Linked DNA regions of Homo sapiens: region 2 is linked to region 1. Evidence: read pairs that join two places in POLR2A ChIA-PET (ENCODE). Cell type or tissue: GM12878. All regions are shown on one strand. Each heading gives the region's core, and the rest is flanking DNA. Links, peaks and the distances in the headings are about the cores only.

Region 1 (5,384 bases), core at 92-5,091:
TGACTGGAAACACCTTTATTTGTTTATCGTATGTTTTTCAAAGAGACTCCTCGGTAACATTTAATCAGCATGATAATCCCATAAGCACAAAAGGTTTAATCCTTATTGTAGAGGTAAAATTTAGAAAACAAGTAACTTACCCCAGATTACATACCTAACTAGTGGCAAAATTTAAGACTATAATTTAGGCTCTCTGACTCCTGGTTAAAAGCTCTTTCCATCACCTACAGAAATTTTATTAAATGTTAAAGGTTATTAAACCCAAAATTTTTATCTTTTAAAAGATCTTCTAATCAACAAATTCAACTGTTACATTGCTTACCCAGTCTTATAATCAAATGGACAATAAAAATGCCCAAAATAAAGTGAGAAGTGAACATACAAAATTAAACTAGATAATCCCCTCCAAATAACTGACAGGAAAATTAAAAACTAAACCCCCCGCCCCTTGAATGAGATATGTTTACATTACAGCAGTTAGCTTTTTACTTCATCATACTTAGAACAGTAACTGAGTTTTAGATCCTAATGATTATGTTCTCAATTAATGAAATTCAGCTATGTCCTTATTGAAATTATATTCAATGCCATTAATTCAATTATCTCCTGTCAATGTGAGCTGTAAAAATAATTCAGAATGGCAGGCCCCTCCAAATAACTACTACTAATTCATTTCTCCTCAACAAGAACCAACGTGCATTTAAGTAAATAGATCTCAATTTTTTTCACGAAATGCACTACTTCTATAATAGGTCACTTATTACAAAGGAGAATAGAAAGGAAAAAGTAACAAAAAATATCCAATTTGGATGTTGGCCAGGCTGGTCTTGAACTCCAACCTCTGGTGATCCCCCTGCCTCGGCCTCCTGAAGTGCTGGGATTACAGGCGTGAGCCACTGCGCCCGGCCCTAAACTAACTTTTTAGGGAACTTACTTTGCTTTTATTTACGGAAAGTGAAATGCAAAATACTACATATGGTATACTTTCAACATATGTTTTACATTCAATTCACTTAAAACAGGTTTTATAAAGTGACACAGTAGACAGACATTTTCAGTTCTCCACAGAAGAATCATTGCATTAAACAGAAATACAGGTCTACATTCCCTCATCTGAAACTCTTGTGTTTGGGGAGTTCTTGAAATTTCAAAACTGTGAATAAGGATTTCCCTTGCTATGGAAGAAATGCCAGAGTATCTATTTGTCCTCCTACCTGTAACACCTGCATATGTTAGTTCAAAATCTAACATAATACTTTCAAAAATACTAGAAGAATAATGCAGGCTATTGTTTTTCAACAGGAATTAACATTTAAAATTTTAACACTCTGCTATAGAAACAATGAAGCAAAGAAGCAAACCAGGATATAATTAAAACAAACTGGGCTGGACTCATGCCTGTAACTGCAGCACTTTGGGAGGTGGAGGTGGGCAGATTGCTTGAGCAGGAGTTCCAGACAACCCTGGGAAACATGGTGAAACCCTGTCTCTACAAAAAATACAAAAATTAGCTGGGCCTGGTGGTACATACCTGTAGTCTCAGCTACTGGGGAGGCTGAGGTGGGAGGATTGCATGAATCTGGGAGGACAAGGCTGCTGCACTATAGCCTGGGCAACAGCAAGACTTGCCTCAAAAAACAAGAGACTGAATTGTTCTAATAGATAATAAAGTCGCATGTGCTAAATTCTGGCACCATACACTCTGAGACTTCTGCTCCCAAATGTATAAGAATAACTGACACTAGATGAGGTTCCTGCCAACTATAAAACTGGAAAGTAAACATAAAATAGCTGTTTTCAGCTGTTGGACAAAAGCCAATACAGGACTACCGTTTCAGAAGAGAAGCAGGGTAAATCCCAAGAAAAATCCCTATTTGTCTCTAGAAGCATCTTCCAGACTGCAGAATAGGTGTAAGAGGTGTAGGGGTGTGGGTGGGGGACCTAAACAGAGCTTAGCAGTCTCACTGACCTGAGTAGATATGAGAATTAGAAACTGCTGGAATTTATGGGGCAGGGTGCTACAGAGAACTATATATAGAAGAGGCTTCAGAAATCTGCCACAGGAGTTGGACACGGTGGCTCACGCCTGTAATCCCAGCACTTTGGGAGGCTGAGGAGGGCAGATCACTTGAGGTCAGGAGTTCAAAACCAGTCTGGCCAACATGGCAAAACCCCGTCTCTACTAAAAATACAAAAATTAGCCAGACATAGTGGCACATGCCTGTAATCCTAGACCTTTGGGAGGCCAAGGCCAAGGTGCATCACCTGAGGTCAGGAGTTCGAGACCAGCCTGGCCAACATAGTGAAACCACATCTCTACTAAAAATACAACAATTAGCTGGGCATGGTGGCAGGCGCCTGTAATTCCAGCTCCTCAGGAGGCTGAGGCAGGAGAATCGCTTGAACCCAGGAGCTGGAGGTGACAGTGAGCCAAGATCATACCACTGCACTCCAGCCTGGGTGACAAGAGCAAAACTCTATCTCAAAAAAAAAAAAAAAAAAAAGAAAAGAAAAGAAAAAGAAATCTGCCACAGGAATCCTCCATCCTCCGTCAAATACTAAGCTGAGGCTGGGAGCGGTGGCTTATGCCTGCAATCCCAGCTATTGGGGAGGACAAGGTGGGCGGGTCACTTGAGGTCAGGAGTTCGAGACCAACCTGGCCAACACGGTGAAACCCATCTCTACTAAAAATAGGAAAATTAGCCAAGCATGGTGGTGCATGCCTGTAATCCCAGCTACTCGGGAGGCTAAGGCACAAGAATCGCTTGAACCCAGGAGGTGGAGGTTGCAGTGAGCCAAAATTGCCCTATTGCACTCCAGCCTGGGCAACAGAGCAAGACTCCGTCTCAAAAATAAAAAATACACACATATACACACTCACACAGAGTAGGCTGAACAGGTACACAGCAAAGGTCTATGAAAGCTGGGCAAAGAACAATTACCAAGTAGCATGAGCCTAACAACTACTGGTGCTCATGCATGGCTGGCAGACATTTGAATTCCAAGTATCAAGTTAAGAGACTACGTTAAAGACTGCAGAATTCAGCAGAGATCCAGAAAGCTCACACCTTAGGAATAAGATTAATCTAGACCCATGTATTAGTCCATTTTCATGCTGCTGATAAAGACATACCTGAGACTGGGCAATTTACAAAACAAAGAGGTTTATTGGACTTACAGTTCCATGAGGCTGGAGGAGCCTCACAATCATGGCAGAAGGTGAAAGGCATGCCTTATATAGCAGCAAACAAGAGAAGAGAGCTTGTGCAGGGAAACTCCCCTTTTTAAAACTGTCAGATCTCATGAAACTCATTCACTATCATGAGAACAGCACAGGAAAGACCCTCCCCCATGATTCAATTACCTCCTACCAGGTCCCTCCCACAACACGTGGGAATTCAAGATAAGATTTGGGTGGGGACACAGCCAAACCATATCAACCCATCTTTATTAAAACTTAAAAACAAGCCTCAAAAAGTATAAGCTGATAAACAAGCAAATTGTCTGCCAAAACAAAACTCTATTAAGAAAGGCAAGAGGATCCAGACATTAAATATCCTAGGATCCATACTATACAAAATTATGGGAGGAAAATTACTATAAATTCCAAGCAGGAAACTAACCCATGACCTACAGGAGAAAGAAATCAATAAAAAAAGAGTCAGAAATATTAATAACAATGACGTAAGTAGCTGAGACTTCAAAACAAGTTACTATTATGTAACACTAAAGGATTTAAAGCAAAACACAAAGGCAACAAAAAAACAAATGAGGGGGCCAGGCACGGTGGCTCACACCTGTAATCCCAGCACTTTGGGAGGCTGAGGCAGGCAGATCATGAGGTCAGGAGATCGAGACCATCCTGGCTAACACAGTGAAACCCCATCTCTACTAAAAATACAAAAAAAAAAAAAAAAAATTAGCCAGGCGTGGTGGCGGGTGCCTGTAGTCCCAGCTACTCGGGAGGCTGAGGCAGGAGAATGGCATGAATCCGGGAGGCGGAGCTTGCAGTGGGCAGAGATTTCACCACTGCACTCCAGCCTGGGCAACAAAGCGAGACTCCGTTTCAAAAAAAAAAAAAAAAAACAAATAAGGGCCAGGCACTGTGGCTCAAGTTTGTAATCCCAGTGCTTCTGGAGTCTGAGGCAGGAGGATCACTTGAGGACAGGAGTTTGAAACTAGTATGGGAAACACAGTGAGACCCAGATTCTCCACAAAAAAATAAGTAAAAGGCTATAAATTTTTTTTAAGAAGAAACAGAAAATCTCAATGAAGAAATGGAAACTATTTTTAAAATGGAAATGTTTAATAGAAGTCACCTTAAGAAATTAGAAAAAACAAGAGCAAATTTAACCCAACATAAGCAGAAGCAAATAATAAAAACAGAGTCGATTAAATAGAAAAAAATTAGAAATATTTGGCTTTGGCAAAAGAAAAAATACGAAAAAATAAGAAAAACAGAAGAAATTTGTGAAATCAAAAGCTGGTTCTTTGAGAAGATCAAAAAAAAAATGAATAAATCTCTAGCTAGACACAGTCACAAAAGTGCACAGCACAGAATAGCTTATTAAAGGCCCAGCTTTCTAGCCAGAGGATAAAAAGAAGGTGGCTGGGTGAGGTGGCTCCCACCAGTAACCTCAACACTTTGGGAGGCCCAGGCAGGAGGACTGCTTGAAGCTAGGAGTCAAGATCAGCCTGGGCAACATGATGAGTCTCAGTCTCAAAAAACACCAGGGAGGCCAGACGCAGAGGCTCACACCTGTAATCCCAACACTTTGGGTGGCCGAGGTGGGCGGATCACCTGAGGTCAGGAGTTCGAGACCAGCCTGCCCAACATGATGAAACCCCGTCTCTATTAAAAATACAAAAATTAGCCAGGCGTGGTGGCATGCGCCTGTAGTCCCAGCGGCTCAGGAGGCAGAGGCAGGAGAATCGCTTGAACCCAGGAGATGGAGGTTGCAGTGAGCCGAGATCATGCCACTGCACTCCAGCCTGGACGACAGAGTGAGACTCCGTGTCAAAACATAAATAAATAAGTAAATAAAAAACCCGGGGAAACATTCAGGAAGATCACAGAGAAAGAACTGGGAAAAGCAACACCACAAAGTTGTTTATGAATCCCTAGGTTTGCCCCCTAACCTATACATGCAAGAATATGACCCTACTCACAATATTAAAGACTTTGAAAACCGAACTAACAGATACTCCGTTCAGGCACCAGACTGGCTATGAAGTGGCACATACATGGAATAGACCCAAATAGGACTGCAAAGATGTTGAAAAATAAACTGACATTAGAACAACATCCCAAAGAGGAGTTGGGACTTGAAGCTTGAACCTAACCAAATCACTAAAACAAAATTATCAACATTTTCCACAGGATT
Region 2 (5,384 bases), core at 385-5,384, 54 kb after region 1:
GGAAGTTGTTCCCTTCCATTTCTAAGTTTATGTGATTTTAATCTCAAATGTTGGAAGCCTTAATTGCCAGGAATCTTAGGCTACTTTCAGGAGGAAATGCTGAATGTAAGGCACTCCAAAACCTGTATACTTGTTCTCCCCTTCCATTTCATGTCCTGTACTAAAATAATCTCTATATTAGATTTTTATGAATTGACCCCACAGATGCTTAGTAGCCAAAAGCAGTTTTCCATTTGCAATCAAAATCCTCGACTATTAGGGGTCATTGGAATCTGAAAGAGGCCCAGATCACTCCAGTTTTTTTGAGGGTCTGGGTATCTCTTGTCCCCCAGGCTGGAGTGCGATGGCGCAATCTCATCTCACTGCAACCTCCGCCTCCCGGGTTCAAGCGATTCTCCTGCCTCGGCCCCCTGAGCAGCTGGGATTACAGGCGCCTGCCACCACGCCTGGCTAATTTTTGTATTTTTAGTAGAGATGAGGTTTCACCATGTTGGCCAGGCTGGTCTCGAACTCCTGACCTCAGGTGATCCACCCGCCTCGGCCTCCCAAAGTGCTGAGATTACAGATGTGAGCCACCATGCCCGGCCTGGTCTGGTATATCTTAAAAAGTAGTACCAGACTGGCTTATAAAAATTGTAGTATATTTTAAATGCTTATACTTAATAAATACTTAATATCATTTGTAAATAACTGCCAAAGTCTAAATTTGAGACCCTCTCTTTTAATAGGCCTTTATTCTACTCTGTGCTCGACTGTGCTGGATTTGGAAAACCTAGATTCTTTGGGCCACACATTAGGGTGAATTATTCTAGTATTGTATCTCTTCAATTCTCCCTAAAGTTAGTCTTTTTTCTTGCCTTGTGTTTTAGCCCCTTGAGCAATGAGACTAATGTCCCTTGGAATGTTGTTCCTGGAATGATCCTTTCAGGGATGTGAACTTGTGTACTGGTTCGGTTTGTGTACTGAGAACTGGGGATACTGACTTATCATATTGGTCCTACAAGGTGTCAGGAACACACACCCTACTCGGAAAATATTCCTTGCTTTTATACAGAAAATGTTGATTATCATTCCCGTTGATCATATTTGCTCTGTATGTTTCAAAGCCAAATGATTCAAGTCTGAGTTCACTAAACCCCGGGAAGTTTGCTATAAAAGGGTCACTTTACATCACTTCTACCCGACATTATAGATTTTCTTTTCTTTTTTTTTTTTTTTTTTTCAGACGCGGTCTCGCTCTGTCGCCCAGGCTGGAGTGCAGTGGTACGATCTCTGCTCACTGCAAGCTCCACCTCCTGGGTTCACGCCATTCTCCTGCCTCAGCCTCCCGAGTAGTTGGGACTACAGGCGCCCGCCACCACTCCTGGCTAATTTTTTGTACTTTTTGTAGAGATGGGGTTTCACCATGTTAGCCAGGATGGTCTCCATCTCCTGACCTCATGATCCGCCTGCCTCGGCCTCCCAAAGTGCTGCGATTACAGGCTTGACCCAGATTTTCTTTTCTTTTCTTTCTTTCTTTTTTTTTTTTTTTTGAGACGGAGTTTCCCTCCTTTCCCAGGCTGGAATGCAATGGTGCGATCTCGGCTCACTGCAACCTCTGCCTACAGGGTTCAAGTGATTCTCCTGCCTCAGCCTCCCGAGTAGCTGGGATTACAGGCATGCGCCACCACGCCCGGCTAATTTTGTATTTTTAGTAGAGACCAGATTTCTCATGTTGGTCAGGCTGGTCTCAAACTCCCGACCTCAGGTGATCCGCTGGCCTCAGCCTCCCAAAGTGCTGGGATTACAGGTGTGGACCATTGCACCCGGCCCCGACATTACAGACATTCTATTTTCACAGCATAATTTTTACACTGTAAAATTGTTTGTAATTAAGTAGTACAATTTTTAAATAAGGTACTTGGTTTCTGATGGTTAAAAATTTAGAAGACACTATATATAAATAAATTTTAGAAATCTATCATCTTACCATTAAAAGTTAAACCACTACCAACATTTTCTTAAAAGCTAAATTAATACAAACAATAGTAACTGAATAATGAGATTTTCATTTTTTATATCATTTTCTAATATGAATACAGGCCAAAGAAGACTACTTAAATATAAAATGAAAGGAAGCCTGCACATTTTGTCTGTGATTAAAATAGCTTTCTTCCCAATACTGTTTCTTTCTTTCTTTTTTCTTTTTTTTTTTTTTTTTGAGATGGAGTCTTGCTCTGTCGCCCAGGGTGGAGTGCAATGGCATGATCTCGGCTCACTGCAACCTCCACCTCCTGGGTTCAAGCAATTCTCCCACCTCAGCCTTCTGAGTAGCTAGGGCTACAGGCGAGCACCACCACCATGCCTGGCTGTTTTTGTATTTTTAGTAGAGATGGGGTTTCACCATGTTGGCCAGACTGGTCTCGAACTCCTGACTTCAGGTGATCCACCCACCTCAGCCTCCCAAAGTGCTGGGATTACAGGCATGAGCCACCGCACCCGGCCTGATTCCAGTTTTTGACTATTACAAATAAAGGTACCATGAACATTTGTGTACAGGTTTTCATGTGAACCTAGATTTCCATTTCTCAAGGATAAATGCTAGAAAATATTTGTATATGCCTGTCAGGATATTCTGGTTGTAGCATAATTCATTTTTTTCTTCCTTGTTTTTAGTTATCTTTGGCTAAGATAGTGCATCTATTTCCTTCCCTTTTTAAAAAGTTTTATTTTAGGTTAAGGTGTACATGTGCAGGTTTGTTAATAGGTAAATTATGTGTCATGGGGGTTTGATGTATAGATTGATTTGTCACCCAGGTAATAAGTATGGTACCCAATAGGTAGTTTTTCTCTCCTCATCCCCTGTCTCACCTTTCTTCCTTTTTAAAGCATTCTATTTAATAACAAAGATTTCCAAAAGGGAAGTAAAAGAGTAAGTGGTGTGCACTGATTTCTCTTCTTTGCTACACTGGGATTATGGTTTAAACTTCTAATGGTGATTACAGGGAGACTTGAGTGTACCTTTGGATGTGGCGTGACAAATCTTAAAGCTCAAGAAATAAACCTAAGCATACATTTACTTTCAGGCTTACAAGACAGTCACATCAGACCAAGCCAAACACACAGAACATAAAACAAATTTGAAAGAAAAAACAAAAGCAGAGATACATCCATTTCAAGGTAAATGAATTTCTTAATTTTTTATTTTTATTTATTTTTTGAGGCACTAATTTCCATCCACTTAGTCTAGCAATGAACACTATTTGCTTTTGGCTTCTTTCCTAGCTTAATCCAGAATGACTCTAGGTATAAGTTCATTTAGAAAGGAAAAGTTCAACTGAAACCTGAAGAACACTGTTACACCTTTTGGATGAATGCATTTGACAAATGAATGTTTTACATTTATATTGCTGACCAGTGACTTTTGACTCCTTTGTGTGGTAATATTATTTTCCCCTGCTCAGGCATCCACCCATGCAGGCATGAGCTTTCATTTTTCTCATTATCTAAAAATAATAATATAACAAATTATCTTTCAGTTTTGGCTAAGACCACCTGTGTGCCTTTGTGCAAACAAGGTACATTTGACATAATAGAATCAGTTGTGTATAATGAGTCCTTCAGTTGATAAAATGGTGACCATGGGAACAGAAACTTTATATTTTCACTCTTTCCTTCCTTCCTACACTTCTTTTTCCCACCCTCCCTTCCTTCCCCCTTCCTTTCCCCCTTCCCTCCACGGGCTCTCCCTCTGTCAACCAGGCTGGAGTGCAGTGGTGCAATCATAGCCTACTGCAGCCTTGAACTCCTGGGCTCCAGCAATCTTCCCATCACAGCCTCTCAAGCAACTAGGACTACAAGCATGCACCGCTACACCCAGCAAATTTATTTTTTATGTTTTGCAGAGACAGGGTCTCACTATGTTGCCCAGGCTGGTCTTGATCTCCTGGCCTCATGTGATCCCTCCTGCCTCAGCCTCCCAAAGTGCTGGGATTACAGGCATATGCCACTATGCCTAGCCACTTCTTGCTTTAAACCATACTTTTTTCCAAGCTATTATTATCAATTACTATGATCACTATTTAGGGATAGAGATATTAGGGGCTTATGAATCAGTTTTAACCTGTCATGACAATAATAAGAAACAGAATATCATCAATACATATTATTGAATATAATCATGCGGTTGTTTATAATACTAATAAGCATTTGCATAGAACTTTTTATTTTAATCCCCTTTTCATATACAGTATTTTAATTAATCTTTACAATAACCCTGTGCAGTAGATATTATCAATACCCTATTTTACAGATGACAAAAATGAGATTGAGAGAGGATTAGTGATTTCTGAGTCACCAGCTAGGAACTTGGCTACTCTTCCATGCTGTCTCATATGAAAGGTGAATAGGATAGCTACTTATTTTTGTATTCTTCATATTTGCCTAAGTAATATATTCAAGTGTGTTTTTTTTTAAGTTCAAAGAGTTTACAGAAAAGCAGATCCCCCATTTTCCCTCCAAGAGGCAACCAATAGAACCAGTTTCTTGGAATCCTCCTGGAGAGTTTTTGCAAATACAATTATCTAGGCATACAACTTACCCCCCTCCTGCTCCAACCTCATTTTGCCCTAACAATAGTAGCAGACTGTATACATTGTTCTTTTTTTGCTGTTTCACTTGAGAGTCTACCTTGAAGACTGTTACACATCAGTGCATGTAGTTCTGTCTTAGGTGTTTAAACGACCGCAGTGTTTCATTGCCTTCCCACGATCTTTAAATTAATACCTTGCTTAATGACTAATTCTTAAAGGTGAAAAGGAGAATGTTGCGGAAACTGAGAAAGCAAGTTCAGAAGCCCCAGAAGAACTTATAGTGGAAGCTGAGGTGGTAGATGCTGAAGAAAGTCCCAGTGCTACAGTTGTGGTCATAAAAGAGGCATCTGCCTGTCCAGGTCACGTGGAGGCTGCTCCGGAGACCACAGCAGTCAGTGCTGAAACCGGGCCAGAGGTCACAGATGCAGCGGCGAGGGAAACCACGGAAGTAAACCCTGAAACAACCCCAGAGGTTACAAATGCTGCCCTGGATGAAGCTGTCACCATCGATAATGATAAAGATACAACAAAGAACGAAACCTCTGATGAATATGCTGAACTAGAAGAAGAAAATTCTCCAGCTGAGTCAGAGTCCTCTGCTGGAGATGATTTACAGGAGGAAGCCAGTGTTGGCTCTGAGGCTGCTTCGGCTCAAGGCTAATCTCCAGCCGGTAGACATTTCAGCAACAAATGCCATAGGGTGTCTGATAAGTGCTTTTGTGTTTTTAGTACACTTAGTTTAAAAAAAAAAAGACTTATTTTCTAGAAAACGTTAATGGGTCTTGAAGATTTTTGGCATCCACTGATAGATTT

The links. Peaks named below come from ENCODE experiments on the same cell type or tissue, not always from the same donor. Only the 100,000 strongest peaks of a DNase experiment are listed, where the experiment ranks them.
Region 2: POLR2A ChIA-PET joins it to region 1 with 5 read pairs; 5 of 35 experiments call an interaction of 5 or more read pairs at or near these places.

The regions. Positions count from the first base shown.
Region 1 is chr4:139,320,174-139,325,557 of GRCh38, reverse strand. All of the region lies in intron 1 of NAA15 (N-alpha-acetyltransferase 15, NatA auxiliary subunit), which reads right to left. Among named protein-coding and RNA genes, the nearest start is that of NDUFC1, 20 kb to the right of the region's middle. In GM12878, for the core only: no CTCF peak of the experiment used is centred there; no DNase peak of the experiment used is centred there; H3K27ac peaks cover 379 bases.
Region 2 is chr4:139,266,447-139,271,830 of GRCh38, reverse strand. It overlaps MGARP (mitochondria localized glutamic acid rich protein), which reads left to right. Exons shown (of 4, transcript NM_032623.4): 3 at 3,066-3,159; 4 at 4,790-5,384. The coding sequence ends at 5,232. Among named protein-coding and RNA genes, the nearest start is that of MGARP, 11 kb to the left of the region's middle. RefSeq lists a silencer at 4,577-4,676 and enhancers at 4,817-5,146, 4,485-5,384. In GM12878, for the core only: no CTCF peak of the experiment used is centred there; a DNase peak (open chromatin) is centred at 4,940.